Linked DNA regions of Homo sapiens: region 1 is linked to region 2. The links are chromatin loops, found by intact Hi-C in ENCODE. Cell type or tissue: B cell. All regions are shown on one strand. Each heading gives the region's core, and the rest is flanking DNA. Links, peaks and the distances in the headings are about the cores only. Region 1 overlaps MED13 (mediator complex subunit 13). Region 2 has its middle 45 kb from the start of MED13.

Evidence for each region. A loop is a pair of places that touch in the nucleus more often than their neighbours do. Peaks named below come from ENCODE experiments on the same cell type or tissue, not always from the same donor. Only the 100,000 strongest peaks of a DNase experiment are listed, where the experiment ranks them.
Region 1: it touches region 2 in a loop (2.9-fold over the local background); 1 of 110 quality-filtered maps calls a loop at or near these places.

What each region holds. Positions count from the first base shown.
Region 1 is chr17:62,037,526-62,050,814 of GRCh38, reverse strand. The region is part of intron 3 of MED13 (mediator complex subunit 13); the gene reads left to right. Among named protein-coding and RNA genes, the nearest start is that of MED13, 21 kb to the left of the region's middle. In B cell, for the core only: no CTCF peak of the experiment used is centred there; no DNase peak of the experiment used is centred there; H3K27ac peaks cover 744 bases.
Region 2 is chr17:62,102,020-62,119,073 of GRCh38, reverse strand. No RefSeq gene overlaps it. Among named protein-coding and RNA genes, the nearest start is that of MED13, 45 kb to the right of the region's middle. RefSeq lists an enhancer at 11,908-12,470. In B cell, for the core only: CTCF peaks have their summits at 9,232 and 9,432 (motif pointing right); a DNase peak (open chromatin) is centred at 9,413.

The DNA.
Region 1 (13,289 bases), core at 3,659-8,658, 64 kb after region 2:
CCAGGCTTGTCTTGAACTCCTGAGCTCAGGCAATCCACCCGCCTCGGCCTCCTAAAGTGCTGGGATTACAGGCGTGAGCCACTGCTCCCAGCCAGGCATATAGATTTATGTAGTTTTAAGAAGTCAAACAGATTACCAAGATTTAAAATGAAAGGCTGCAATCCTGAGCCCCAATGAATAGATTTGCTCCTCAGAAGCAGCCCTTTTTAATTCTTCTGTTTCTTTTAAGTTACCTGTTTAAAAATTTTGAAAGACATAACATGCTTATTCTTGAGTTATCATTTAGGATTAATCTAGTGGACTTTTTTTTTTTTTGGTCACAACAGCCTACCATTGAAATTCTATTGACTTTCTATTGAGAGGTTAGCTATCTTACTTCCCCCGACTCAACACTTGGATATTGGCACTTTTGCACACACTTCTTTTCCCTCTCCTTTTCCTTTTTTTTTTTTTTCTGATACGGAGTTTCACTCTTGTTGCCCAGGCTGGAGCGCAATGGTATGATCTCGGCTCACTGCAACCTCTGCCTCCCAGGTTCAAGTGATTCTCCTGCCTCAGCCTCCTGAGTAGCTGGGATTACAGGCGTCTGCCATCATACCCAGCTAATTTTTGTGTTTTTAGTAGAGACAGGTTTCGCCATGTTGGCTAGGCTGGTCTTGAACTCTTGACCTCAAGTGATCCACTCACCTTGACCTCCCAAAGTGCTGGGATTACAGGCATGAGCCGCTGCACCTGGCTTCCTCTCCCTTTCCTTATCTTGCCAATATAGTTATAAGTTTTGGTAAAAACAATATTTGTTTATACTCTTATAATTTTATAAATATTATTTGTAACTGAGCCATAGTATATTGAAACACATTTCATTTCATTCTTTTTTTTTTTTTGGAGACAGAGCCTCACTCTGTCACCCAGGCTGGAGTGCAGTGGCGCGATCTCAGCTCACTGCAAGCTCTGCCTCCCTGGTTCACGCCATTCTCCTGCCTCAGCCTCCCGAGTAGCTGGGACTACAGGTGCCCGCCACCACGCCCAGCTAATTTTTTGTATTTTTAGTAGAGATGGGGTTTCACCATGTAGCCAGGATGGTCTCGATCTCCTGACCTTGTGATCCGCCCACCTCGGCCTCCCCAAGTGCTGGGATTACAGGCGTGAGCCACGGCGCCCAGCCTTCACATTTCATTTCTTGTACATCGTTTTGTTTTCCCAGGTGTTAATGATTATCCCTTTTTTTCACTTAATTATTAATGTTATGAGTTAGTAAACACCTGCCTGTACTCTGCCACTTTTTTTGTAAATAAAGTTTTGTTGTAACACAGCCATGCTCATTCATTGATAGATTGTTTTATGCCTGCTTTCACACTAGAGCAGAGTTAAATAGTTATGATAGAGACAGATGGCTTGCAAAGCTGAAAATACTTAGCCTGAAATATTTTCTAGCTGACTTTTTGTAGTTTGCTGACTCCTGATCTGTGTACCTGTTGGTAGTTCATCAGTAGACTATCTATTAGAAGTATAAATCACTTCTCCCTACCTTCAAGGACTTTGTATAATCTTATGAGTTTCCCTTTTTTTCTCCTCTTGTTAATTAATATCCCTGTTGTTACCCTTCATTCTTCTTTTCCGATTTGGATTAGTAGTTCTGTAGTCCTGTTTCACAGTAGTCATCTTGGGGATTCTCTTTGCTTTTCCCTTCTTGTTGGATCCCTCATTTCTCATTTCTCCTTTTTTTTTTTTTTTTTGTCTTATTTACTGTTATGGTGGTGCCCAACCTGAGAGTAGTTTCCTGAGAGTGCAAGGATGGTGATACTTTTGAGATCCTCTGTGTTGGAATTCTGAGTCAAACCGCAGAATTGCAGGCTCTTAAGTTTCTTTCTTTTCTATCCTTATAATTGATAGTTTTGACTGGGTATAGAATCTTTGATTAGCAACCCTCTTAGACTTCTGGGTACTAAAATGCTAACTGGAGGTTCTGTGTATGTGAGTAGCTTATGACATTGCAGGCTTTACTAGAGTGAATGATCTGGGGACTTGACTCTTTTTATTGGGTGCCTGTCACCCACCTGCCAGTATTTGTACGCTCTGTCACCTGCTTAAGTAGTTTTCCCAGAGGAGACTTTCAGTACTCTGACTAGAGGGTATAAGCTGGGCTGCCAGTGTTTAGTGAACCTATTGGGGAAAGGAGGTTTGGAGGTGGGGCTCACTTACATAGTGGTTAAATTTTCACTTAATCTTTTAAATACATCATCTCAGCTGTATCTGAATATCTCTAATTCTGAGTCCCTCTGTTTCAACCATTTCAAAGAGTGGACCTCTTAAGTTTTTCACTGATCTGGAAGAAAGTGGAGAGGCTCTAATATCTTTGAACTTTCATTCCTTCTGCTTTCTTTTTCTTTCCTTTTTTTTTTTTTTTTTTTTTTTTGAAACAGTCTCACTCTGTCAGGCTGGAGTACAGTGGTGCAATCTTGGCTCACTTCAACCTCCACCTCCCAGGTTCAAGCGGTTCTCATGCCTCAGCCTCCCAAGTAGCTGGGACCACAGACACTAGCCACCACGACTGGCTAATTTTTGTATTTTTAAGGAGACGGGGTTTCGCCATGTTGGCTAGGCTGGTCTTGATCTCCTGGCCTCAAGTGTTCTGCCCACCTCAGCCTCCCAAAGTGCTGGGATTACAGGTGTGAGCCACTGTGTCCAGCCCCTTCTCTTTTCAGTTACACCTATATATCCACCTTCAGGGATATATATATACATATATACATATATATATATATATATATGTATATGTATATGTATATGTATATATGTATATATACCAGTACCTTCAACTTCTGAGCCTTTCTGGGATTCTGTGGTTTGACTCAGTTTATAACTTTGTAAGTTTAACCACTGCACCCGGCTTTCTTTATGAAAAACTCTTAAAAGGCTATTGATAATTGAAAATATAGGCTCACACCTGTAATCCACCACTAAGGGGCCGAGGTGGGAGGATGGCTTGAGACCAGGAGTTTGAGAGCAGCCTGGGAAACATAGCTAGACCCCCGTCTCTCTCTCTCTCTCTCTTTTTTAATGATCTTATTTTATTTATTTATTTGTTTGTTTATTTTTACTTTAAGTTCTGCAATACATGTGCAGAACGTGCAGGTTTGTTAATAGATACATAAGTGCCGTGGTGGTTTGCTGCACCTATCAGCCCGTCATCTGGGTTTTAAGCCCCATATGCATTAGGTATTTGTCCTTATGCTCTCCCTCTCCATGCTCCCTATCCCCTAACAGGCCCCAGTCTGTGATGTTCCCCTCCCTGTGTCCATGTGTTCTCACTGTTCAACTCCCACTTTTGAGTGAGAACATACAGTGTTTGGTTTTCTGTTCTTGTGTTAGTTTGCTGAGGATGATGGTTTCCAGCTTCATCCATGTCCCTGCAAAGGACATAAACTCATTCTTTTTGTTTTTGAGATGAAGTCTTGCTCTATCGCCCAGGGTGGAGTACAGTGGCATGATTTCAGCTCACTGCAACCTCCACCTCCTGGATTCAAGCAATTCTCCTGCCTTAGCCTCCCGAGTAGCTGGGATTATAGGCACCCACCAGCACGCCCGGCTAATTTTTGTATTTTTAGTAGAGACGGGGTTTCACCATGTTAGCCAGACTGGTCTCGAACTCCTGACCTCAGGTAATCCGCCCATGTCGGCCTCCCAAAGGCCTGGGATTACAGGCGTGAGCCACCATGCCCAGCCGAACTCATTCTTTTTTTATGGCTGCAGACCCCCGTCTCTTTAAAAAAAAAAAAAAGCTGGGCACAGTGGCACACACTCTGAAGTGGGACTTCAGAGTCCCAGCTACTCTGAAGACTGAGGTGGGAGGATCACTTGAGCTCAGAAGATTGAGGCTGCATTGAGTTAGGATTGTGCTGTTGTACTCCAGCCTGGGCAACAGAGCAAGACCCTGTCTTAAAAAAAAAAAATTGAAATTATAACTTTTTTTTTTTGAGATAAGGTCTCTTATTTTGTCACCCAGGCTGGAGTGCAGTGGCACAATCATGGCTCATTGCAGCCCAAACTGCCAGGCTCAAGTAGTCCTCACACCTCAGCCTCCCATGTAGCTGGGACCACAGGTGCACGCTACCAAGGCTGGTTAATTTTTGTAGATTTTGTAGAGACAAGATATCACCATGTTGCCTAGGCTGGTCTTGAACTGAGCTCAAGCTACCCACCATCTTTGGCCTCGCAAAGTGCTAGGATTACAGGCATGAGCCAGTGTACCTGGCCAAAAATACAACTTTTAATTGGATATTTTCATGAATCCAACAGATGCTGCTTGTTATTTAACCATGTAATTGAGCACTAGTGTTTTTCCATGGGCTGACCCATTTAGGAGGGGAACTAAATTAAGATTGTATTTTATTAGTGAAGTGTTACCAGAAATAGTATATGCTCTTTCGAGTTACTCTTGAACCATAGTTGTGGTATAATAACTGACTTTATTCTGGAAAGATAAATGCTGCTCCTCAAATCTCTTTTTTACAGGAACTTTCTTACCCTTTTTCCTTCTTTGGAAAAGCAAGTAGGACAAAAATCAAGCAGCTAAGTCTATCTTTAAGTTATTACTTCGGACTTCTTTTCTGTTGAATTCAGTGGAATGATATAGGGAAGGTAGATAAAGATTGATTATAAATTAATGCATTTCTAGACCATTCTGAAACATAAGTATTATATAGACTGTTTTTGTTGACTAATCAATTCACTTTTGGTATAAGTATTCTGAAAAAAGAACAAGAGTTGTAAAGAAAGAAAATTTATGATGTGAAACTACTTTGACCTGAACAAAGGAGAAAATAATATTGCTTACCTTTTTATCTTCTTTTTCCTTTCTTTAAAATTTTTAAAGAAAAAAATCTCATTTTCTGATAATCTGGACCTACATGTAGTTGTGTGTTTAACAGTCTTTAGGGACTGAAAGAGAGGAAATAGAATCAAATTCTAGGGATACAGCTAGGTTACCTGTAAAGAATCCCGCAAGTGTAAGAGTAACCACAGGAACAAACCAGTCTTCAGATAATTGGTTTAAAGAATGATGACCAGTGTTTTCTTGAATAGTTTAGGTGTTTTCCTACATTGCTGGGGACTGGATCACATGACAGGCATTGAGTTTTCTAGTGAGCCCACAAGCAAATGGGTTGTAGTAAGTACCACTGACTTAATGTAGGTTTTAGTCTCTTCTATAAAAGATATTCTGAACTTGCCATGTTTGAGAGTGCATTTGAAAAAGATTATCTTGAATAAGAACTTTTTTTTTTTTTAAATAGAGACAGGGTCTTGCTCTGTGCCCAAGATGGATGGCAGTAGCGCAATCATAACTCATTGCAGCCACAAACTTCTGGGCCTAATTGGTTCTCCCACCTCAGCCTCCAGAGTAGCTGGGACTACAGGCACACACCAACCACGCCTGGCCAAGAACTTTCTTAAGATTGTGTTTGGTTAAGCTTTTTGTCATGTTGAATCTGTTGTAGCCATTTAGCTGAGTGTGCGGTAAAGTTTGTGTATTTAGCAAAAGTTTTAAATGCTTCTAGGAGGGTATACAGAATAGAAACATACTAGTAAAGAATTCTTTTTTTAGACAGCTAGTTCAGTATCTTACGTATATAGTGACATAGGAGGTTTTGTTAAGTGGCAGATGAGATTGTGTATAGGAGGGAAATAGTTAATAGGGAACATGTTTGATTTTAATACATACTTTAATCTTACCCCATTCCCTCAACTATATATAATTGATTTCTATGGAAAAAATATGTTGTTAAATCTTTTTTGATATATTTACTGTATGTAAAATAGTTATCTTTAATTCCAATTTTAAAAGGCAATATAGGCCAGATGTGGTGGCTCATGCCTGTAATCCCAGCACTTTGGGAGGCCAAGGCAGGCAGATCACTTGAGGTCAGGAGTTCGAGACTAGCCTGGCCAACATGGTGAAACCCTGTCTCTACTAAAAGTACAAAAATGAGCCAGGTATGGTGGCATGTGCCTGTAATTCCAGCTACTTGGGAGGCTGAGGCAGGAGAATCACTTAACCCGGGAGGTGGAGGTTGCAGTGAGCAGAGATCGTGCCACTGCACTCCAGCCTGGGTGACAAGAGTGAAACTCCATCTCAAAAAAGGCAATATAGAGTATTACATGTTATATATGTGTGTTTGTATGTCTATATTACATTATGTGTATACATATAGACATGTACATATAGGATATAATAAATCCTTGCTGGATATAACATAAAGAAAATAGGATTAAATATTTGGTTCAATATGTTCTAAGCCTTTGTATTAGAATAATTAGAGCCCTGGAATTAGTAGTAAAAAACTTAGTCCATAGAGAGTGATAAATTTTTGATTTTGTGGGATAAAGCAGTAAAAGTTCACAGGAAGGAAAGGATGGCTGTTGTTAATGGCCATTGTATTGGGCAGTGTAGATGTAGAACATTTTCATCATTGCAGAAAGTTATTTTTTTGGGTGGTATTGCTTACACAAGAACCTTTATATTTATAATTAAAACAGTACTTTTGGTGCTTCAATAAAGAAATTCATCGATTTTTTTTTTTTAAGGAAGTAAATGAAAGAATATGCTTTAAATTTCACCCATAAAGCTGTGTTTATTTTCTGCCATATGTATGGCTTTTACATTATCTCGTGCTCTCCAAAACTGATTAAAAATAGGCACCATGAGATGTAAGTCTCCCCTGAAAATGTATTATTAACCATTAGTAGCGTTAGGATGTCCTTTGGTTAGGTTTCTCACTGTCTCCGAAAAGGCAAATTTCTAGAGAAGCTAGGAGCTATTGCTGTTAGGTTTTTTATGGACTCATTTCCTCTCTTCCTGTCATCTAATGTACTGTCCAGTAGAAGTATAATGTGAGCCACATAGGTAATTTAAAATTTTCTACTAGGCACATTTAAAAAGCTAAAAAAAAACTAAATGTATAGGCAAAATTAATTGTAATATATTTTTTAATTCAGTAAGTCCAAAATAATATCATGTCAGCATATAATTAACTATGCAGAAGGTTTTAATGAAATAGTTTACTTTTTGTACTGCTTTTGAAATTAGGTGTGTGTGCTGTGCTTAGAGTATATCTCAGTTTGGATTGGCCACATTTTAAGTCACCAATAGTTATATGTGTGTATTGGCTATTGTATTTACAACACAGTTCTAGGGGTTTAAGCCCAGTTGAACTTGGTAGTGTTTATTAGTGAAAGGTACCTTCTCTGGTGGTCAGTGAACCCTTCTGGAATTGTATGCTAAATTGTGAGTATGCTTTAGAATCTCAAAGGCAAGAAGAATCCCGTACCTTGTATCAGTCAGGGTATGAACTCTCTGCTAAATTAGGTGTAGTTACTTCAGCAGACTGGATGTGCCTTTTTATTGTTTTCCCTGTAGCCTGTCTATAATGTTTTGTCCTTAATGTCTGTCATCAAGATTATTATGTATCATTTCTGAAATCTTAAATGATGATGTCACTAGAATTTGCATGGTCAATTTTCTACATTTTCATGCTTTCTAGAACGTTTATGAGAAAAATGCTAAGACTTCTCCTATTTTTCCTCCTTGTTGAGGTTTTCTTACAATAATTTTTCTTTCTTTCTTTCTTTCTTTTTTTTTTTTTTTTTTTTTTTTTTTTGGAGACAGGGTCTTGCTTTGTCTCCTAGGCCAGAGTACAGTGGTGTAATCTTGACTCACTCCAACCTCTGCCTCCTGGGCGCAAACAATTCTCCTGCCTCAGCCTCCCAAATACTCAGGACTTAGGAGTACACCACCACACCTGACTAAGTTTTGTAATTTAGGTAGAGATGGGGTTTCTCTGCTGGCCATGTTGACCAGGCTGGTCTCTAACTCCTAGCCTCAAGTGATCCTCCAGCCTCAGCCTCTCAAAGTACTGGGATTACAGGTGTGAGCCACCATGCCCAGCCTTTCTTACCGTAATTTCTTTCTATAATTCTTACTGTAGACTCTTACAAATCTGTCCAAGCTCATACAGCTATCAAGTGTTGGAGCTGCATTTTAGGCATGAAAAATATGAGGTAGATTATGGACCCCTATAGACCGATATGTCTCCTACACATGTATTTTTTTTAAGTTACAGGAAATAGTAAAAACCATAATACTTAAAAACAACAATAAAAAGCAGCATTTTGCAGAACACTTGAAGTGGTAAACCAGAATAATGTTGTTGCTAAGTTTTGTGGGGTTTTTTTGGTTTTTTTTTTTTTTTTTTTTGAGATGAAACCTTGCTCTGTCACCAGGCTGGAGTGCAGTGGCGCAATCTCGGCTCATTGCAACTGCCACCTCCCAGGTTCAAGCGATTCTCCTGCCTCAGCCTCCCGAGTAGCTGGGACTACAGGCGTGTGCCACCATGCCCAGCTAATTTTTATGTTTTTAGTAGAGTCGGGGTTTCACCGTGTTAGCCAGGATGGTCTTGATTTCTTGACCTCATGATCCACCCGCCTTGGCCTCCCAAAGTGTTGGGATTACAGGCATCAGCCCCCGTGCCTGGCCACTTTCTAAGTATTATTTACTGTATAATGTAAGTAATATGTTCACTGAGTGAGCAGAAATATGTACAGGATTCACAGGTAAGATGTTAACTTCTGGATTTTAGTATAGATCTTTTGTTCATGGAGCTATGTTAATAATACCTGATACTGGTATTATACCTGTAAATTTAAAAATTTAAAAGTTACTCTGAAGGCTGTAGAAATACAGATTAATGATTCCCAAACTTGTCTGGATGTGGGAATCACCTGGAGAGCTTACAAAAAATTATTGATGCCTGTGTCTTAACCTGGGACTGTAATCTGGGCTTTGGAAATTTTAGAAGATCCTAATGTAAGACAAGTTTGGAAACTTTTGAATTCACGGAATAAAAATAATCTCAGAATTAAGATGGCTAGGGGAGGCTGGGCACAGTGGCTCATGCTTGTAATCCCTGCACTTTGGGAGGCCAAGACAGGAGGATTGCTTAAGCTCAGGAGTTCAAGACCAGCCTGGACAACATAGTGAGACCTCATCTCTACAAAAAATAAATTCTAAAAATTATCTGGACATAGTGGCTCACACCTGTAGTCCCACCTAACTTCGTTGGCTGAGGCAGGAAAATCGCTTGAGCTCAGGAGGTGGAAGCTGCAGTGAATTCTGATCATGCCACTGCACTCCAGCCTGAGTGACAGAGCAAGGCCCTGTCTCAAAGGAAAAAAAAAAAGATGACTACAGTTTCTTTTTATTGTGGTAAAATGTACGTAACAAAACTTAATAATTTTTCAGTGTACAGTTCAGTGGCATTAAGTACATTCACATTGTTAACCATCACCACTATCTATCTGCAGAACTTTTTCATCATCCCAAACTGAATGTGTACTCATAAAATTTTATGAGTGGCAGCTCTTCAATTTTTCTTTTCTTTTCTTCTGCTTCAGATAACCACCATTCTACTTTGTCTGTCTAGAAACTTGACTATTGCAGGTACCTCATATGAGTGGAATCATGTAGTATTTGTCCTTTTTTGTCTGGGTTATTTCAGTAAGCATAAAATCTTCAAGATTCATTTATGAAGCATGTGATAGAATTCCCCTTATTTTTAAGGCTGAATAGTATTCCGTTGTATGTATATACTACATTTTGTTTATGTATTAATCTGTAAATGGTATTTGGGTTGTTTTCACCTTTTGGCTATTGTGAATAATGCTGCTATGAACATTGGTCTGCATATCTCTCATCAAGTCCCTGCTTTAAGTTCCTTTGGGTGTCTACCCAGAAGTGGAATTGCTGGATCATATGGTAATTTGAAGTACAATTTTTGGAGGAATTTCCATACTGCTTTCCATGGTGGCTGCACTATTTTACATTCCCAAAGGCAATGCAGAGGAGTGCCATTTTCTCCACATCCTCATCAACACTTGTTATTTCCTGTTTTTTTTAAAGCTATTTTTATGGGTGTGAGGTGGTATCTTACTGTGTTTTTGGTTTGCATTTCCCTAATGATTAGTGATGTGTTGAGCATGTTATGTGTTTATCGGCCATTTTTATATCATTTTTGGAGAAACGACTTTTGAAGTCTTTTGCCCATTTTTTTAATTGGTTGATAGGGTGTTTAGAGTTTGAAGTCAGCATTCTCTTTACTAGTATTATGATTTTAACACAAGCCATTTAACCTCTTTGTGCCTCGGATTCTCTACTGGCAAATGGGATATCATTTTTCTGTAGCTGCTTAATACAAATGCTAGAAATAGGTTTGATGTGGCACTGCCTAATCTAGCATACATATGGAATTGTTGCTGTTAGAGCAGCCAGCTTTAATCTATAAGCACGTCTTCATTTTCTGTTTTAGAAATAATCTTTTGATTAATTTCAGTACTTAATTTGAGGAACTTTTTTTTCCACGATGGAAGATTGTTCAAGTTTCATTTATAAAATTCTGCCTCATTCATAACTTTTTGTTTTAGATATTGTAGTGTGAGCTCATGGAGAGCAACAGTATTCTCTGCAATCCTTTATAGTAACTAATAATACTTCGAATTGTTATTGTGGTGACATGTTTTTGTTTTAACTCACTTTTCTGAGTGTTAAATACCAAAAATGTTTGATGGGATGATACAAATAACATTTCTCCTTGGAAAAAAAGCAAGTCTGAATTTACTATGTTAGTATTTTCTAATTGTTTTATAATATTCTCTGACTAGAATATTGCCTTTAATATAAGGATTTCGGAGATTTGGGTGTGGTGGTGCACACCTGTAGTTCAAGCTACTTAAGAGGCTGCGGCAGGAGGATCACTTGAGGTTGGGAGTTTGAGGCTGTAGTGCTCCGCGACTGTGCCTGTGAATAGCCACTGCACTCCATCCTGGGTAACATAGGGAGACTGCCATCTCTTAAAAAAAATTTCAGGCCGGCACAGTGGCTCACGCCTGTAATTCCAGCACTTTGGGATGCCAAGGTGGGCGGATCACCTGAGGTTAGGTGTTCAAGACCAGTCTGGCCAATACATGGCAAAACCCCGTCTCTACTAAAAGAATACAAAAAAAACTAGCCGGACGCAGTGGCAGGCGCCTGTCATCCCAGCTACTTGGGAGGCTGAGGCAAGAGAATTGCTTGAACCCGGGAGGCGGAGTTTGCAGTGAGCCAAGATCACGCCATTGCACTCCAACCTTGGTGACAAGAGTGAAACTGTCTCAAAAAAAAAAAAAAAAAAAAAAATCTTGGCTGGGTGCGGTGGTTCATGCCTGTAATTTATAGCACTTTGGGAGGCCGAGGTAGGCAGATCACTTGAGGTCAGGAGTTTGAGACCAGCCTGGCCAACATGGTAAAACCCTGTCTCTACTAAAAATACAAAAATTAGCTGGGCATGGTCATGGGTGCCTGTAATCCCAGCTACTCAGGAGGCAGAGGAAGAAGAATCGCTTTAACCTGGGAAGTGGAGGCTGCAGTGAGCCAAGGTCGCACCACTGCACTCCATCTTGGGCAACAGAGCAAGAAACTTGTATCACATATTTAGAATATTGTTTCCCTCCAGTATCACATACAAACTTGGTTTATTTTAAACCACTGAATGTTACAATAAGATCAGACTATTGTATATTGGGATTACATGCTAGCAGTATAGGAGGTAGTGATTCTTTGATCATAGACTGCTGGGATTGAGTGTTGTTAGTAAATAGGGTAGTGGCAGATAAACAGTGGGAGCTGAGACCATTGGTTACATGTTTTGTACTTTGGAATACTGGATTGCTACAAAGACTCCTTGGAGACCAATTTATCCCTTTATATCAAGAAGCCAAATTTTATTTTCTTATTTAACAGATAAAATGGGGCCAGATGAGGTTAGCTTATGCTTGTAATCTCAGCACTTTGGGAGGCCAAGGTGGAGGGATTGCTTGAGGCCAAGAGTTTGAGGCCAGCCTGGGCAACATAGTGAGCCCCCCCGCCCCTGCCATCCCTAGGGGGAAAAAAAAAATTAGCTGGGTGTGGTAGCGCACACCTGTAGTCCCAGCTACTCAAGAGGGTGAGATGGGAGGATTTCTTGAGTCCAGTAGTTTGAGGCTGCAGCAAGCTACGATTGTATCACTGCACTCCAGTGAGAACCTGTCTCTAAACCATAAAATTAAAAAATGAAGTGGGTAAGTGCTCATTGGAAAGACTGTTAGGGAACTTGAAAGATGACTTTTATGATTTTATACATACTAGAGTAAACTTATTTTCCTAAATAATATTTAAGATAGGTCAAATTAATGTATATTTAAACATTTCCCATATTATAATATTTTCAGGAAAATAGATTTTTAAAATGTTAAAAATGCTTTTAAAATAATTTTTAAAATCTTTTAAAATGTTTTTAAAATAATTTTTAAAATTATTTTAAAATGCTTTGTCATGAGAAAAATCCATTTTAAATATCTTTTTTTGTTTGGAGACTGGAGGGCAGTGGTGTCATCATAGCTCACTGCACCCTCAACCTCTCAGGCTCAGATGTTCCTTCTACCTCAGCCTCAGCCTCTCGAGTAGCTGGGACCACAGGCATGCACCACACCCCACCTAGCTAATTTTTAATTTTTTTGTGGAGATGGGGTCTTATGCTGCCTAGGCTGGTCCCAAACCCCTGGGCTCAAGCCCAACTCCTCTTGCCTCAGCCTCCCAAGTGCTGAGATAACAGGCATGACTGGCTGTTTTTAAATTCTCTTATTTAATATTTCATGTATGAAATGAAACAGTTGAAAACTGTGTTTTTAAGAACTATACTCCACTGATTAAAGGAACAGTAGATAAAAGGTTATAAAATTCAGGTCTCCTAGCCGCTGTGTCTTTTTTTTTTTTTTTTTTTTTTTTTTTTTTGAGATGAAGTCTCACTCTGTTGCCCAGGCTGAAGTGCAGTGGCAAGATCTCAACCCACTGCAATCTCTGCCTCCCTGGGTTCAAGTGATTCTCCTGCCTCAGCCTCCTTAGTAACTGGGATTACAGGTGTGTGCCACCACACCCAGCTAATTTTTGTATTTTTAGTAGAAACAGAATTTCACCTTGTTGGCCAGGCTGGTCTCAAATTGCTGGGCTCAAACGATCCACCTGCCTTGCCCTCCCGAAGTGCTGGGATTACAGGCCTCTTTGTCTTTTTTTTTTTTTTTTTGAGATGGAGTCTTGCTCTGTCACCCAGGCTGGAGTGCAGTGGTGTGATCTTGGCTCACTGCAACCTGCGTCTCCTGGGTTCAAGCGATTCTCATGCCTCAGCCTCCTGAGTAGCTGGGATTACAGGCGCATACCACTGCAC
Region 2 (17,054 bases), core at 7,439-12,438:
TTCTCCTGCCTCAGCCTCCCAAAGCGCTGGGATTACAGGCACCCACCACCACGCCTGGCTAATTTTTGTATTCTTAGTAGAGTCAGGGTTTCACCATGTTGGCCAGGCTGGTCTCAAACTCTTGACTTCGTGATCTGTCCACCTCAGCCTCCCAAAGTGCTGGGATTACAGGCACCACACCCTGCCCAATAGTTATTTTTTTAATCCTCTCCCTCCTCCTATGCTCCACCCTCAAGTAGGCCCCAGTGTCTGTTTTTCCCCTCTTTGCGTTCATGTATAAAGAAATTCTTAATACCATAGCATCAGTAAGATATCAAGAAGATTAGTTGAGAATCACTGGGCCCAATACAATGGAATGAATTATTATCTATATTACCAGGTAGTTCAGCATAAATATGTGTATAAGGATTCTTCTTTTTTTTTTTTTTTTTTTTTTTTTGAGACAGAGGAGTCTCACTCTGTCACCAGCCTGGAGTGCAGTGGCACGATCTTGGCTCACTGAAACCTCCGCCTCCTGGGTTCAAGTGATTCTCCTGCGTCAGCCTCTCAAGTAGCTGAGATTACAGATGTGTGTCATCATGCCCAGCTAATTTTTGTATTTTTAGAAGAGACATGGTTTCACCATGTTGGCCAGGCTGGTCTTGAACTCCTGACCTCATGTGATCCACCCACCTCAGCTTCCCAAAGTGTTGGGATTATTGGCGTGAGCCACCATGCCCAGCCAAAGATGTTTTAATGACAATTATAAACTATTAAAGTATGAAGGAAATGCAGGTAATAGGAAAAATCATTTTAAATTAGTCTAGTAATTTTTAATTTATTAAAAGGATTGAAAAATAAGACAATACCATTTCAAAGAGTTCTTTCTCTAAGATGAAATGTGAAAATATCTAACAATTTTGATTTTGCTTCCTAATTGTTAATTAGTGATTTTCATTTGGGCACTTTCTATTAAGAAAAATATTTAAATAGTAGTAAATATATTTGCATAAAATTGATCTAGAAAAGCAATTCGAACTTGATTAATATGTAAATTCAGTCCAGTACAAATACATTCATGTAGAATTTATTGAGTAAATCTCTTACTATGATTGAAAACCAGGTGTATTTATTTACGTTAAAACTGAACTAATTGGTTCATAAAATATTGATATGAGAAAAGTGAATTTTTTTTTTTTTGAGAGGGAGTCTCACTCTGTCGCCCAGGCTGGAGTGCAGTGGCACTGTGTCGGCTCACTGTAACCTCTGTCTCCTGGGTTCAAGCAATTCTCCTGTCTCAGCATCCTGAGTAGCTGGGATTACAGGCACCCACCACCATGCCTGGCTAATTTTTATATTTTTAGTAGAGATGGGGTTTCACCATGTTGGCCAGGCTGGGTCTTGAACTCCTGACCTCCTGAACTCCTGACCTCAGGTGATTTGCCTGCCTCGGCCTCCCAGAGTGCTAGGATTACAGGCGTGAGCCACCATGCCTGGCCAAAAAGTGAAGTTATTTATAATCCTACCACCAAAAGAAAACAATTTTGTTATATGGTTGTTTTTTTTTTTTTCAGACGGAGTCTCACTCTGTCACCCAGGCTGGAGTGCAGTGGCGAGATCTCGGCTCACTGCGAGCTCCGCCTCCCGGGTTCGCCAGGTTCACCGGGTTCACGCCATTTTCCTGCCTCAGCCTCCCGAGTGGCTGGGACTACAGGCGCCCGCCACCACGCCCGGCTAATTTTTTGTGTTTTTAGTAGAGACGGGGTTTCACCGTGTTAGCCAGGATGGTCTCGATCTCCTGACCTCTTGATCCGCCTGCCTCAGCCTCCCAAAGTGCTGGGATTACAGGCATGAGCCACCTCGCCCGGCCTGTTATATGTTTTTAATTTGACTTTTTGTAATATTTTAGCAGGACAGTAACCAAAAGAAAAAAATGACACCAACTTTTTTCATTTATTACCAACTTTAATTACATGACACCAAATGCAAAATGAAACTAATTATTCCTAATGCAGTTGTCCTATAAATATATTTTTTTCTATGTAGAATTTTTTTTTTTTTTTTGCCATCTGGAATATAAACTTGAAGATACCCATTCAAATGATGTGAATAGCATACCTGTTATTAAAGCTGTATGAATAGACCATTCCATTTGGGGAGAACATACAAGAGCAGTGATTTAAAATCCCAGGCCAGCAATGACTTGCATCATTGTCTTCAACTAATCAAAAAAAAAAGGAAATATAACCATAGTTTATCAGTGCTCATGACAACCCTAGGTAGTAATTGCTTAGCTCCTTTTTCAGGCTCATTTGCTTTTGCTTTTTGTTGAATGATTCCAGTGGTAAATAAAGCTTTTAATAATTTTGTAGAAAAAAATTATGTAGCAAGGCTTTTCAAGATTTGCTACAAAAAATTGGCAGTTAAGTTCTACAGTCTGATTATATCCCTCAACCATCAATCAGAAGGATGAACCAGTGTTTTCAAATGTATGTTTTAGGAATCCAGTTAAAATTAGTCCTTTGGTAGTTTGTTTTATTTTTATTTTCTTTTTTCTTTTTTTTTTTTTTTTTGAGACTGAGTTTCGCTCTTGTTGACCAGGCTGGAGTTGGAGTGCAATGGCATGATCTTGGCTCACCACAACCTCTGCCTCCTGGGTTCAAGCGATTCTCCTGCCCCAGCCTCCCGAGTAGCTGGGATTACAGGCGTGTGCCACCACGCCCGGCTAATTTTGTACTTTTAGTAGAGATGGGGTTTCTCCATGTTGGTCAGGCTGGTCTCCAACTCCCGACCTCAGGTGATCTGCCTGCCTTAGCCTCCCAAAGTGCGGGATTACAGGTGTGAGCCACTGCTCCCAGCCTTATTTTATTTTTTTATGTGACATTTGATGCATATGAAAGAATACAGGTGATGTGTAAATGTGAAATATAATAAAATGAGTCCCTGTTCCCTGCCACCCAGTGTAAGAACTAGAACATTACTTTTGCCTTTTTACCTTGTTCTTGTTCTTCTCCCTATCCCACTCTTCTATCCCCCTTGTCAAGAGGTAACCACTATCCTGAATTTTGAGTATTTCACTCTTGCTTTGTGTGTGTGTGTGTGTGTGTGTGTGTGTGTGTGTGTGTGTGTGACAAGTTCCTGCTCTGTCGCCCAGGCTGGAGGCTGGAGTGCAGTGGCGCAATCTCGGCTCACCGTAACCTCCATCTCCCGTGTTCAAGCATTATCTTGCCTCATTCTCCTGAGTAGCTAGAATTACAGGCTTGTGCCACCACGCCCAGCTAATTTTTGTATTTTTAGTAGGGAGGGGGTTTCACCATGTTGACCAGGCTGTGCTCAAACTCCTGACCTCAAGTGATCCACCTGCCTGGGCCTCCAAAAGTGCTGGGATTACAGGCCTGAGCCACCATGCCCAGCCTCACTCTTGCATTTTAAAAGTAATTTCATCATGCACAGTCAATATTTCTTTTTTTCTTTTCTTTTCTTTCTTTCTTTTTTTTTGTGGGGGGGGGATGAAGTCTCGCTCTGTAGCCCAGGCTAGAGTGAAGTGGCATGATCTCGGCTCACTGCAGCCTCAGCCTCCTGGGTTCAAGCAATTCTCCTGCCTCAGCCTCCCAAGTATCTGGGATTACAGCCACGTGCCACTGCACCCAGCTAATTTTTTGTATTTTTTAGTAGAGATGGGGTTTTACCATGTTGGCCAGGCTGGTCTTGAACTCCCAACCTCAGGTGATCTGCCCACCTAGGCCTCCCAAAATGCTAGGATTACAGGCGTGAGCCACCACGCCCTGCCGCATGTCAGTATTTCTAACCAATATATTATTTAGTTTTGTTTGTGAGCATTATAAAAATTATACTCTGTATGCAATCTCCTGCCGTCTGCTTTTTTCACTTAGCAGTGTTTCTAAGATTCATCAACTTTGTTACATATGGCTGAAGCAGTGTTTTATTACCTGCTTTTTCCTCTCAGCATTGTGTTTCTAAGCTACATCCTTGTTGCTGTATATCTGTAGGCCCTTGGGCTTTCTCTCTCAGCCAGTTTCCTTATCTTAAAATAGAAACAATAATAGTAATTACTACGTAGGGCTATTGTGAGCACTAATATAACTATTGTTATGTTTCCTTTTAAAAAAAAGTCTTCTGGTAGCTTCTTTGTTCTTTTTAGGTGCTCTGGCTTTTTTTCTCTGGGACTTTTAAGGTGTTAATTTTTGGCATTGGTGATGTTTCATCACAATATGTCTAGGTGTAGAGTTCTGTTTGTCATTCTTGATATGTGCTGTGCTTTCTTTGTCCATGGATTCATCTTTAATCAGTTCAGTAAATCTTTTCTTTGGAGATGGAGTCTCATTCTGTCACCCAGGCTGGAGTGCAGTGGCATGATCTCAGCTCACTGCAACCTCTGCCTCCTGGCTTCAATCAATTCTCTTGCCTTAGCCTCCTGAGTAGCTGGTATTACAGGTGTCCATCACCACATCCAGATAATTTTTGTATTTTTGGTAGAGACGGGGTTTCACCATGTTGGCCAGGCTCGTTTTGAGCTCCTGACCTTAGGTGATCCAACTGCCTCAGCCTCCCAAAGAGCTGGGATTATAGGCATGAGCCACTGCACCTGGCCTCAGGAAAATTTTTGAACTGATACTTCTCAATATTGCCTTTTTCCTATCTATTCTTTCCCTTTGGAACTCTAATTAGACATATGTTAAATTTTGTTCTGCCTTCCATGCCTTTTAACCTCCATGCCTTTTAACTTGCTGTGCTGAATTTTGGGTGATTTCCTCAGATATAAATTCCTGGTCACTAATTCTGTCTTTAGCTATTTTTATTCTATTTTTAACACATTCACTGAGTCACTAATTTCAAAATCTATATATATTGGTCCTAAAAGTTCTATTTGGTTCTTTTTCTAATTTTTCTGGTCATTTTAATAGTTCCTTGCTTCTTTCTCTATTTCATTCCATATTTGGTTTCTTTAAGTTGTTCATAAATCTTACTTAATAATCTGTATATGACAATTCTGATTCCAATTCTTCATTTCTTACAGATACAAATTTATTGTTTGTTGTTTCTATTCATCCTAACTCATGATGTCTTATAGGGCAGTGGCATGACCTCAGCTCACTGCAACCTCCACCTCCTGGGTTCAAGTGATTCTCCTGACTCAGCCTCCCGAGTAGCTGCGATTACAGGCACATGCTACCATGCATGGCTAATTTTTTGTATTTTCAGTAGAGACGGGGTTTCACTATGTTGGCCTGGCTAGTCTTGAACTCCTGACCTCATGATCTGCCCACCTTGGCCTCCCAAACTGCTGGGATTACAGGCATGAGCCACTGCGCCCAGCCAGTGATTCCAATGATTTTTTTCTTAATTGTGAGCTTATATTTTATTTAACTTAATTGTGGAAATCCCAAGGACACGCACTGAGAGTTGCTTTCCTCCAGAGAGTACCTGCATTTGATTCTGTAGGGAGCTCTCAGATAAAATTGATCAGGGATCTCTGAAGCTCCCTTTGCAGAATCAGGCTCAATGACTCAGGTGTAATTGCCACACCTTGCAGTGCACTTCCAAGCTTAGTCTCCTTGTTCTAGGACTGGTACTGGCTGGTACTGGCCTTTCCGACTTTTATGCTTATTGTTTCCCGTTCTTGTTTGAACTCACTTTTTAAAAAATTTTTGACCCCTTTCATGAAACCCTAGAAAAAATTAAAAATGTATGTTAGTTGTAATTCAAATCAAGATTTAATATATCTTAGCTAATGGGCCCTTTATCCAGCTTTCCAGGTTACCAAAAATAGATGTTCACACAATATTTCTAGCCAAGTAACAATTATTGGATAAAAGTTGTGGAGGATTCTTCCTTTAGTATAATTTTTTTTTTTTTTTAGATAGAGTCTTGCTCTATCACCAGGCTGGAGTGCAGTGGCACCATCTCTGCTCACTGCAAACTTCACCTCCAGGTTCAAGAGATTCTCCTGAGCCTCAGCCTCCTGAGTAACTGGGACTACAGATGCCCACCACCATGCCCAGCTAATTTTTGTATTTTTAGTAGAGGCGGGGTTTCACCATGTTGGCCAGGATGGTCTCAATCTCCTGACTTCGTGATCCACCCGCCTTGGCCTCCCAAAGTGCTGGGATTACAGGTATGAGCCACCGCGCCCAGCTGCTAAGCTCTTTATAAACATTGTTTCATTGGCTACTTACAACAACCCTGTAAGATGGGTATCAATATCCCAATTTGACAGTCGAGAATACTGAGAGTCACAGAGACCAAAGTGTAAGATGTTGGTACCATTATTGAGGAACTCCTTATTTTCACTGTGAAATAATATACAGTTATATATATATATCTGATGATGAAGGGCAGAGGGTTCCTCAAGGTGAATTCAGAACTACCATATCTCAACTACCTGGAAGATTTTATTGCAAGTAATGAGCAGTATTTTATAAGGATGCATGCATGTCCCCCAGGGTGCCTGCTATGCTAAAACCTCCACCTTGAAGAAGCAATGTGCTTTTGATAAAAGCAACTTTAGCTATGAAGACTCCATTGCAATTTGTACAGCTGTGTAATCGAAACTACTAAAAGGCAAGTTAATATATTATTCTACTCACAGAATAGCAGTTTGATTCCTATGACTTCTTGGCACATCTGTTTGGGATATAAATCCTAAGCAGACTGAGCTGTCACTTTCTAAATCTTCAAAATGCTTTACTAAGCAAAGTCTTTAGTGTGGTTAAGGGGAGAAAAAAAATTAATAGACTCCCAAGTGAGTGGAGTAGTCTAGCTCACTGCACAGTGTTTAAGGCAGGTGCAGGCGAGACTGGGGACTTGAAGAAGGTGCACTTTGAGTTAGAGAATACACACATGCCTACAAGCACCAGAAGGTGAGTCCTCTTGCCAACTAGATAATTAGAGAGGGTCTTTGGGGAATAGGTTGCCCATGTTTACAACGTGTTTAATTTTTCTTACTGGCAAGAGTTAAAATTACAATTAAGTAGGCTTGATTAGAGATGCCAATTATTACTGGCCTTCCCCATATCCCTTTGGAGTAAAATCCCTACCCACTCAACTTACTGAGTGGGCAATGGGCCACATGACCATGACTGCAGCGAATTGGTCACCTGGTCCACGGGTGTGGCCTTAAGCTGTATCCAGTGACCTATGCCTCTTGAGCTTTGGTTTAAAAAGTTAAGCAGAAGTCAAATCTTCCCTCTTGGGAACTCACAATAAAGTGTCACAAAGGAAAGCTTTGATTTTTTATGAGCTGAAACTGAAAAGCCACAGAGCTTCGGGAGCTAGAGTGGCTTTTTTTTTTCTTTTTTTTTCAGCCAGGGGCAACGGGAATAAGCTGAAAAGGCTGGTCCAGAGAGGGTGGTGCTGATTCACTGAGAGGTTAAAAAGCCCCTAGAGGGCCGGGTGTGGTGGCTTATGTCTGTAATCCTGGCACTTTGGGAGGCCAAGGCGGGTGGATCACCTGAGGTCAGGAGTTTGAGACCAGCCTGACAAACATGGTAAAATTCTGTCTCTACTAAATACATAAAAAAAATTAGCTGGGCATAGTGGTGCATGCCTACAATCCCAGCTACTTGGGAGGCTGAGGCGGGAGAATGGCTTGAACCAGGGAGGCAGTGGTTGCAGTGAGCCAAGATTGTGCCATTACACTCCAGCCTGGGCAGCAAGAGCAAAATAAAATTCCATCTAAAAAAAAAAAAGCCCTAGAGAAAGGAGGCAGTGGCTGTTCCCTAGTGCTACTGCTGTAGTTCCAATCCTTTCCAACGCTGTGAGGTTCAGTTGACTCAGGGTGTGGTACACATTTGTTTTTCCTATGAACCATCCTTTTGAATTGTCTTTGAGTAATGAGTAACTTGTCTCTAGTAAATTGACTGTCTGTTTCTTGCAACCAAAATAACAGTGTGGATCAGACTGTGGATCATCAGTATCCTGTCTAATGCTGCTGTGGGTGTTAGTACGTAGACTGTATTCCAAAGTCCCCTACTTCTTTCCTGTTTTAGTAGGGCTCTTACATTACAAGTGGCAGAAAGCCACATCAAACTGGTCTATAAAGGGGAATTTATTGGAAGGGCTGGAGTATCTGATGAAAAAACCAAGTCTGGAAAAGGACAATGGTATTCTTGGGCCTCAGGAACAACTAGAACCGAGAGCTCAAGCCCTGTCAGGACTCTAGCTCTAACTCTTGTCTCTGCTTCTCTCTACATATTTTTTTATAAGTTTAGTTTGTTGTTGTTTTGCTTTGTTTTCAGAGATAAGGTCTCATTCTATCACCCAGGCTGGAGTGCAGTGGCACTCATCATAGCTCACTGCAGCCTTCAAGTCCTGGGCTCAAGGGATCTTCCTGCCTCAGCCTCTCGTGTACCTCGGGACTACAGGTGTACGCCACCATGCCCAGCTTTGAAAAATTCTTGGCTGAGGTCAGTGGCTCACGCCTGTAATCCCAGCACTTTGGGAGGCCAAGGTGGGCAGATCATGAGGTCAGGAGACCTCATGGTTAACCAGGAGACCAGCCTGGTTAACATGGTAAAACCCCGTCTTTACTAAAAATACAAAAATTAGGCCGGGTGTGATGGCTCATGCCTGTAATCCCAACACTTTGGAAGGCTGAGGTGGGCAGATCACGAGGTCAGGAAATCGAGACCATGGTAAAACCATGGTGAAACCCTGTCTCTACTAAAATACAAAAAATTAGCCAGGCATGGTGGCACACTCCAGTAGCCCCAGCTACTCAGGAGGCTGAGGCAGGGGAATTGCTTGAACTCGGGAGGCGGAGCCTGCAGAGAGCTGAGATTGTGCCACTGCACTCCAGCCTGGCGACTGGGCAAGACTCCATCTCGGGGGAAAAAAAATCTTTCTTCTTCATACAGACTAACTTCTATATATATATGATGATCTTTGAGAGCATCCCAATGTCCTAAAGAGACTGTATGGCTTGTTAAAGCATAGGACCTGAGTCAGCTTGAGTCAGGTTGAGCTGGTTTTAAACCCAAGCTAAGCCATCAACTAACAGGGAACTGTTGGCCTTTTAGCTTAACCTTGACTTCTATATAACCGCCCCCCAACCCCATGAGCCTTGATTTCCTTTTCTAGAGGGTGGAGATGAAAAATAGGTGCCTACCTTCCAGGGTTGTTGTGAAGATTATTTATGATAATGTTTATAAAGCATTTAGTTCAGTATCTGGCATTCAGGTTAGTACTTATGACTTTCCTGCCAAATTCAAAACCTCAAAAGCCTTCTCCTTTAAGAACATAGATCTTAGTCTATCTTGATACATCAGCAAGTTGCAGGAGGTGAATTGAATTACAAGGGACCCTGCAGAAGTAAGGCATGCCAGGATCTGATAGCAGCTCTCTGAAGTAGCTCCATTAAACTGTCACTGGAGGGTGCTAATACGCCTGGGGACATTTTAGCAGGCTCTAGCACTGAAACTCACTGCTAGGCTAGGTGCACCCACCCATGGCCACCGGAGGGTGCCAGATCCTCAGGATGGGGAGCTGGCCCAGACACATTCTCAACTGGCCTAGAAGACTGTTCTTGGAGAACTAGCTGAGCTAGGGTAAGCAAGGAGGACCAATCAAGGAGCAGGTGCCTTACTAGCTTATTGGGGGTGCCATGCCAGGCAGGAACTCTGGAGACCTGGGACAAGACTCTAAGCAAACACTGAGCCTCAGGAAATTCTCTACATGGTCTTGGTCTAGGTTGCAGTCTCAAACTATCATGTCAAAGGGATCAAGCTGAAGAATCAGGGAACTGTTTTGTTTGTTTGTTTGTTTTTTGTTTTGAGACGGAGTTTCACTCTTGTTGCCCAGGCTGGAGTGCAATGGTGTGATCTCTGCTCACTGCAACCTCCGCCTCCTGGGTTTAAGCGATTCTCCTGCCTCAGCCTCCCAAGTAACGGATTACAGGCATGCGCCACCATGCCCAGCTAATTTTGTATTTTTAGTAGATATGGGGGTTTCTCCATGTTGGTCAGACTGGTCTCAAACTCCCGACCTCAGGTGATCTGCCCGCCTCGGCCTCCCAAAGTACTAGGATTACAGGCGTGAGCCACCACGCCCTGCTAGAAGAAGGGAAGTGTTAAGACATCAATACAAGAGCGCTGGGGATATTAGGAACCTGATTTGAGTTGAAGAACCTATACGGAAGTCAGACATGGCCAAGAGAGTGAGATAAAGGATGGAGCCCAGAGATATGACCCAAGACAAAGGTAGCAGAGGCCAGGAACCTTTGACAGACCATCTGTCCTGCAGGCTGCCATCTGGGAGGGGTCTGCTTAAAGTGTTGAAGTCATTCAGACTAAACTGTACAATTATTATTTCAGTCTAAAGTAAACTCTACTGATTAACTCAGTTATCCTCTAAGATAATAGATATTAAAACACAAAGGTACTTAATATGCAATTATCTAATGAGTAAAAATGATTTGTCACTTATTATATAAACTGCAGGTCTTTGTGCACCATCAGAAATCTCATTATGGTATAAAGTTGTAGAAAAAAAAGCACTAGTAGTAAAAGTTCAGAGGTGATTTTAAAAACATTTATTGGGCTGCAAAAATATAGAAAATATAGAAAAGGATAAAGAATAAAACAAAAAAATTATTTCTACTCTCATCAATTTTAATTGGTGTTTTTTTTTTAAGAGACGGGGTCTTACTATGTTGCCCAGGCTGGTCTCAAGGGATCTTCCCACCTCGGCCTCCCAAAGTGCTGGGATTACAGGCATGAGCCACTGTTTCAGCCTTTAATTGTTCTTTTAATTTTATTTTAAAAATGTAGTTTATGATTTATTCAGTTTGCTATTTTGCCTTTTTTTTTTTTTTTTTTTTTGAGACAGAGTTTTGCTCTTGTTGCCCAGGCTGGAGTGCAGTGGCACAATCTTGGCTCACTGCAACCTCCGCCTCCATGGTTCAAGCCATTCTCCTGCCTTAGACTCCCGAGTAGTTGGGATTACAGGCACCTGCCACCATGCCCAGCTAATTTTGTATTTTTAGTAGAGACAGGGTTTCTCCATGTTGGTCAGACTGGTCTCGAACTCCTGACTTCAGGTGATCCACCCGCCTCGGTCTCCCAAAGTGCTGGGATTACAGGCGTGAGCCACACTGCACCTGGCCCTATTTTGCCTTTTACACCTACCATTGTCTCATAAGTATCTTTATGTAACAAAATTATTTTTAATGACTGCATATGGGAGCCATGAATTTCATCTATATATATCATAAATTACTATAACACTTTCACCATTGTTGAATATTCAGTTGTTTCCAATTCTAAATTACATTATGATAAATACTTTTGTGCACAAAACTACATTCACATTTCTGATTAGTTTTTTGTTGTTGTTGTTGTTGTTTTGAGAGGAAGTTTCGCTCTTGTTGCCCAGGCTGGAGTGCAATGGCACAATCCCAGCTCACCGCAACCTCTGCCTCCCAGGTTCAAGTGATTCTCCTGCCTCAGCCTCCCAAGTAGCTGGGATTACAGGCATGTGTCGCCATGCCTGGCTAATATTGTAGTTTTAGTAGAGACAGGGTTTCTCCATGTTGGTCAGGCTGGTCTGGAACTCCCGACCTTAGGTGATCCACCTGCCTCGGTCTCCCAAAGTGCTGGGATTACAGGTGTGAGCCACTGTGACTGGCCTCTGATTAGATTCTTAAAATTAGTAGTTCAAAGAGTCTGAGCATTTTTTTTTTCAGATGGAATTTTGCTCTGTTGCCCAAGTTGGAGTACAGTGGTGTGATCTTGGCTCACTGAAACCTCCACTGCCTGGGTTCAAGCAATTCTCCCGCCTCAGCCTCCCTAGTAGCTGGGATTATAGGTGTGCACCACCATGCCTGGCTAATTTTTGCATTTTTAGTAGAGACAGAGTTTCACCATGTTGGCCAGGCTGGTCTTGGACTCCTGATCTCAAGTGATCTGTATGCCTTGGCCTCCCAAAGTGCTGGGATTACAGGCATGAGCCACCACACCCGGCCAGCATTTATTTTTATTATGATAACTTGCTGTAGCTAATATATTTCTTTTATGTAACTGAATTTATTTATTTTGGCATTTTTTTCTATTGACTTAATGATTACAATGTTTTTCTTTAAGAGCAAGATGAATATCATATTTTCTTCTAGTATTTTAAGATGTTATCTTCTTATATTTAATGCTCTAAATCAGCAGGGTTTCCTTCTGAGATATATGAGGTGAGAATTACAGTATTCTTATGGAAAGGCAAAGTACTTGTGACAGGGCTCCCTGCTTGTGGAAAAACAGCCACTGGTCTGGGTAAAGAGGACTCATGGTGTGTCCCGACTTACTCCTGGGTGACTCTAGCTCTATGCTAGGTGCCTGTACTAGGCACTATGAACCGCAGACATTTGGATTTTGCTTTTATTTATTGTAGCTACAGGAGGATTTCCAAGAATAGAAATGTTTCCTCTACTCCCTAGTGTTTTGAAATAGAGAAGTCACCTGGCCATTTCACTGCCAAGTTTATGAGATAGTAAAATCCAAACACTTAAGTGTTCATCTAGGTCTGTCTGAACAGCACCAGGCTCTAATGTTCCAAACACATTACTACAGGATGCTGGATACCTGGAGATGATGCTTCCAGACCACGAAGGTGGCCATGGTAAATGATAACCCATTCTTATGTCAGCTAGTTGATATCAACCAGCCTAGCTTCTTCTGCAGAGACTGACTGTTGCCCGAGCCACAGATCACTTATCTTGGGGCCATATGACCCTGCTGCACTGTTAAAGGTGTTGGTTTCAATGGTGTAGGGCTTTTTGCTTCCAGGTAAGTCAAAGCTGGGAAAGAGACAAGTAAGTCTTCAACTGCTAGAGTGCTTTATCTAACTCTATAACTAGGGAAACTTCTTCCTTTTGAGAAGGTAAATTTTGGTTTAGTAAAAGCAGAAGGCTGTAAGAATCCCAGGAATAATTGTACCTGGCTGGGTACAAAGTTTACAGCCATGATGTAGATAACCATGGGGCTCTCTAGCCCAATTCTTGGAGTTGGCTTGGAGTGACGCTTTGGCCAGTGGTCAAGGAACCTGGCTCCTGGGCTTATGTTCAGATTGGGAAAGTATTTCAGGAGATTGTGCAGGTACATATGACCTCCCCAAAGTCACACACAATGCTATTCCTTAAATGACTGAGACTCTACATAGGCAAAAGGCAATGCCATGATTTAGACTTACCAATCTATAAGGCAGTTTTTCTCTCATTTTCCTTCCAAATCTGGATAAAGTTGTAGGCTCCTTGAAGTTTTTATTTTGTAAAGACCTGTGCTAGAAGTTAGAAATCAGAGCAGACAGAGATCTCAGATAGAGGACTCAGAAGTGGTAATTCCATAGAGGCAGAAAGCCTCTTAAATCAGCCTCTCCACCTCCCGCATCCCAGGCCCATACCCTTTCTTTATCATAAAGGGCACTGGGGCTGGGAAGAAGGAGGTGGAGAGGCTGACTAAAACTGTCACGAAAAGGAGGGGGTCAATGACAGCTGCTTAAGGTCTCTGCCTCTGCCTCTTAAGGGACTATATGGGGAGGGTTGTCACATGGCACCAGATCTATTGTATCATCCCATTTACATAACAGGGAAGCTGCTTCACTTCTGTGTCTAAAAGCACTTTGCTCCAACTTGTGCTGAGCCAGAACTCTGGAAACAGAGATCATGGGTGAGATAGGGTTTGGTTGGGGGTGAGGGTGAGGGAAGGCACACGCTATGATGATGGCAGAAACATAGCAAAGGGGAGAAGGAATGGGGTTTTTCCAGGACAAGGGTGAGTCCTGGGCCTCCAGTGGAAGATAAGAATTGAGAGGCAGCATGAACATTGAGTGTCCCTAGTTTTTATCTATGCTGCAGTGGCCTCAACTCAGGTGGGAGAGAGACAAACTGGATCAGAGAAAGCTGCCTGAGCCCCCTGAGTCCATTGTTGTTTAGATCTCAAGAGTGGAACCCACAAACCTGAGCTCCCCTGGGATGGGAAACATGTCCTGTGACTAAGGACCAGGCTGCTCCATGGGCCGAGGATCAGGCTGTCCCATAGCCTGAGGCCCAGATGATCATCCGGTGCAGTAGATGGCATGTCTTTGCACCAGGCATTGATGGACAAAGTAGCCTGCCCTTTCTCAGACAAGCTCCGCCACCCGGTCTGCTAATCATGGAGCAAATAGAAAATGCCTACAAAATTAGCTGGGCATCATGGTGCAGGCCTGTAATCCCAGCTACTTGGGAGGCTGAGGCAGGAGAATTGCTTGAAACAAGGAGGAAAACGTTGCACTGAGCTGAGATCACGCCATTCCAGCATTCCAGCCTGGGTGACAAGAACAAAACTCCATCTCAGAAGAAAAAAAAAAAAAAAGAGAAAAAAAAAAAAGAAAATGCCAACTAGTTGAATTGAAACATACTTCACTTCATTTGGCCAACTGGCCATTTCCAGACACATTTTTCTCCATTGTTATTTTTAAACTACCATTGAATCTTAACTCAGTTATTTTAAATGATAACAAAGGAATGGAATTGCAATTTGCCTGTTTTCCTAAAAATCTTTCTATTAATATAAATGAATATATTTATTTCCCAAAATAAATGAGACAAAACCATAGTTACCATTGAATACAGCCAACATATTTATCATGTCATCAGAGTAAATTGCATGATGCAGGGCTAGGAATTCGTAACTTGTTCCCAGAATAATATTTATATTAACCTTCCCTCTACCCATCCATCTTTGCCTTCTCAGGTAAAAAAAAAAAATAGTTTTTAGAGGTCTCACTCTAAACAACAGAGAACTCTAAACAACAGAGGTCTCACTCTAAACAACAGAGGTCTCACTCTGTTGTTCAGGCTGGACTGCGGTGGTGTGATCATAGCTCACTGTAACTTCAAACTCTTGGGCTCAACCCATCCTCTCACCTCAGCCTCCCAAGTAGATAGGACTACAGGCACATACCACCATGCCCGGCTAATTTATTTTTATTTTAATTTTTTTAGACGGAGTCTTGCTCTGTCACCCAGGCTGGAGGGCAGTAGCATGATTTCAGCACACTGCAACCTCCATCTCCCGGGTTCAAGCAATTCTCCTGCCTCAGCCTCCCAAGCAGCCGGGACCACAGTCACGAACCACCACGCCCCGCTAATTTGTTGTATTTTTAGTAGAGACGGGGTTTCACCGTGTTGACCAGGCTGGTCTCGAACTCCTGGCCTCAAGTTATCTGCCTGCCTCGGCCTCCCAAAGTGCTGGGATTACAGGCATTAGCCACTGTGCCTGGCCAAAAGGGTTTTATTGTTTGCTTGTTTTTTGTTTTTTAAATTTGAACTTGACATTGTGAACATATCAGGTAAAGTTGAGCTCATCACATCTGAAAGATATGAACTGTCATTTTTGTATCTGAAGATGATATGCTATAACTATTCCTTCTGCTGATTTAGGCTTTGAGTTGCTTTACAAATTGTACTGGCAGATTTTCCTTGATCAACCTTCTGCCATCAGAGTCTGTATTAGTGAGAGTTCTTCAATCATACAAAACAGAAACAGACTGGATGACTTGAGTAGGAGAGAACTGTTTTGGGAGGATAATAGGTAGCAGATGGGACTCATGGGAAAGCTAGAGAGTCTGCTTGGAGGACAGGAAGCCGGGCAACTCTAGAGGTTAAGGTGGCTGGGGGCACAACGCTGGGACAATAGGTGCCAACCAGCTTTTAGTGTCTAGGTCGTGCCATTCAAGATTCAAATCTTTTTTTTTTTTTTCTGAGACAGCGCCTCACTTTGTCACCCAGGGTGGAGTGCAGTGGTGTGATCTCGGCTCACTGCAACCTTGACCTCCTGGGCTAAAGCGATCCTCTCACCTCAGCCCCGCAGGTAGCTGGGACTACAGGTGCACGCCACCAGGCCCAGCTAATTTTTTTGTATTTTTTTTGTAGAGCCAGGGTTTCGCCATGTTGCTCAGGCTGGTCTCAAACTCCTGTGCTCAAGTGATCCATCAGCCTTAGCCTCCCAAAGTGCTAGGATTACAGGTGTGAGCCACCGTGCCCAGCCCTAAGATTCAAATCTAAGGAAACAGTCTGTTCACCTCGCTCCCTGGCTAGGAAAGAACAAGGCAGTTTGATTTCTAGTCCCATCAAGACTGTACACCATAGAGGAAAGGTATTGTCCCAATCAGAGTGCTTTACCAAAATAAGCCCTGTGTGGCACTAGGGCTCGAAGCCCCAACTGCCCAAAGTGGATCTAGTCCTGAGCGTCCCAGGGACTCATGCTGTCCTTCAACGGCCTCTGTGACTATCCCAGGCTCTAATCTTGAATCCTCGCTACTCCTCCAGGCCAACAGGACCACCACATGTCATTGTCCTCTACCACTGAGGCTGGGGCTCTGGATATAGTGAGAAAGTTTCCTACAATTACAATCTTCATAGCCAACAGAAAATATCTTTTGTCTATGAAGAAATCATAGTTTTTAGGCCCCCAGAATGTCATGTGGATCTTTCAGATTTCAGTTCTCCACCTGAACTCTCTAAGTGAGAGTATTTGAGTGTCTGTATCATACTCAGAGATACTTGTCCTTGCCAAAGACACCAGTGTTCTAAACTTAGGGACTCTTTTTTTTTTTTTTTTGAGCCAGAGTCTCGCTCCGTCACCCAGGCTAGAGTGCAGTGGTATGATCTGGGCTCACTGCAACCTCTGCCTCTTGGGTTCAAACTATTCTCATGCCTCAGCCTCTCAAGTAGCTGGGGTTACAAGCGGTCGCCACCATGCCCAGCTAATTTTTGTATTTTTAGTAGAGATGGGGTTTCACCATGTTGGCCAGGCTGGTCTCAAACTCCTGGCGTTGTGACTCCTGACCTCAAGTGATCCGCCCACCTCGGCCTACCAAAGCACTGGGATTATAAGCGTGAGCCACCATGCCTGGCCTCCTTAGGGACATTTTTCATCTCCTTTCAGTCAACATCAGGTGACTTCTCCGCTTGATTATACAAGCCCCTCTTCAAAAGCTGTCCCTTTCCAGTGTCTCAGGGATTTTACTAGTCCCAAAATTTTCCAGACCATTTTCCTCATGAAACGAAGACTCCCGCTCATCTTTGG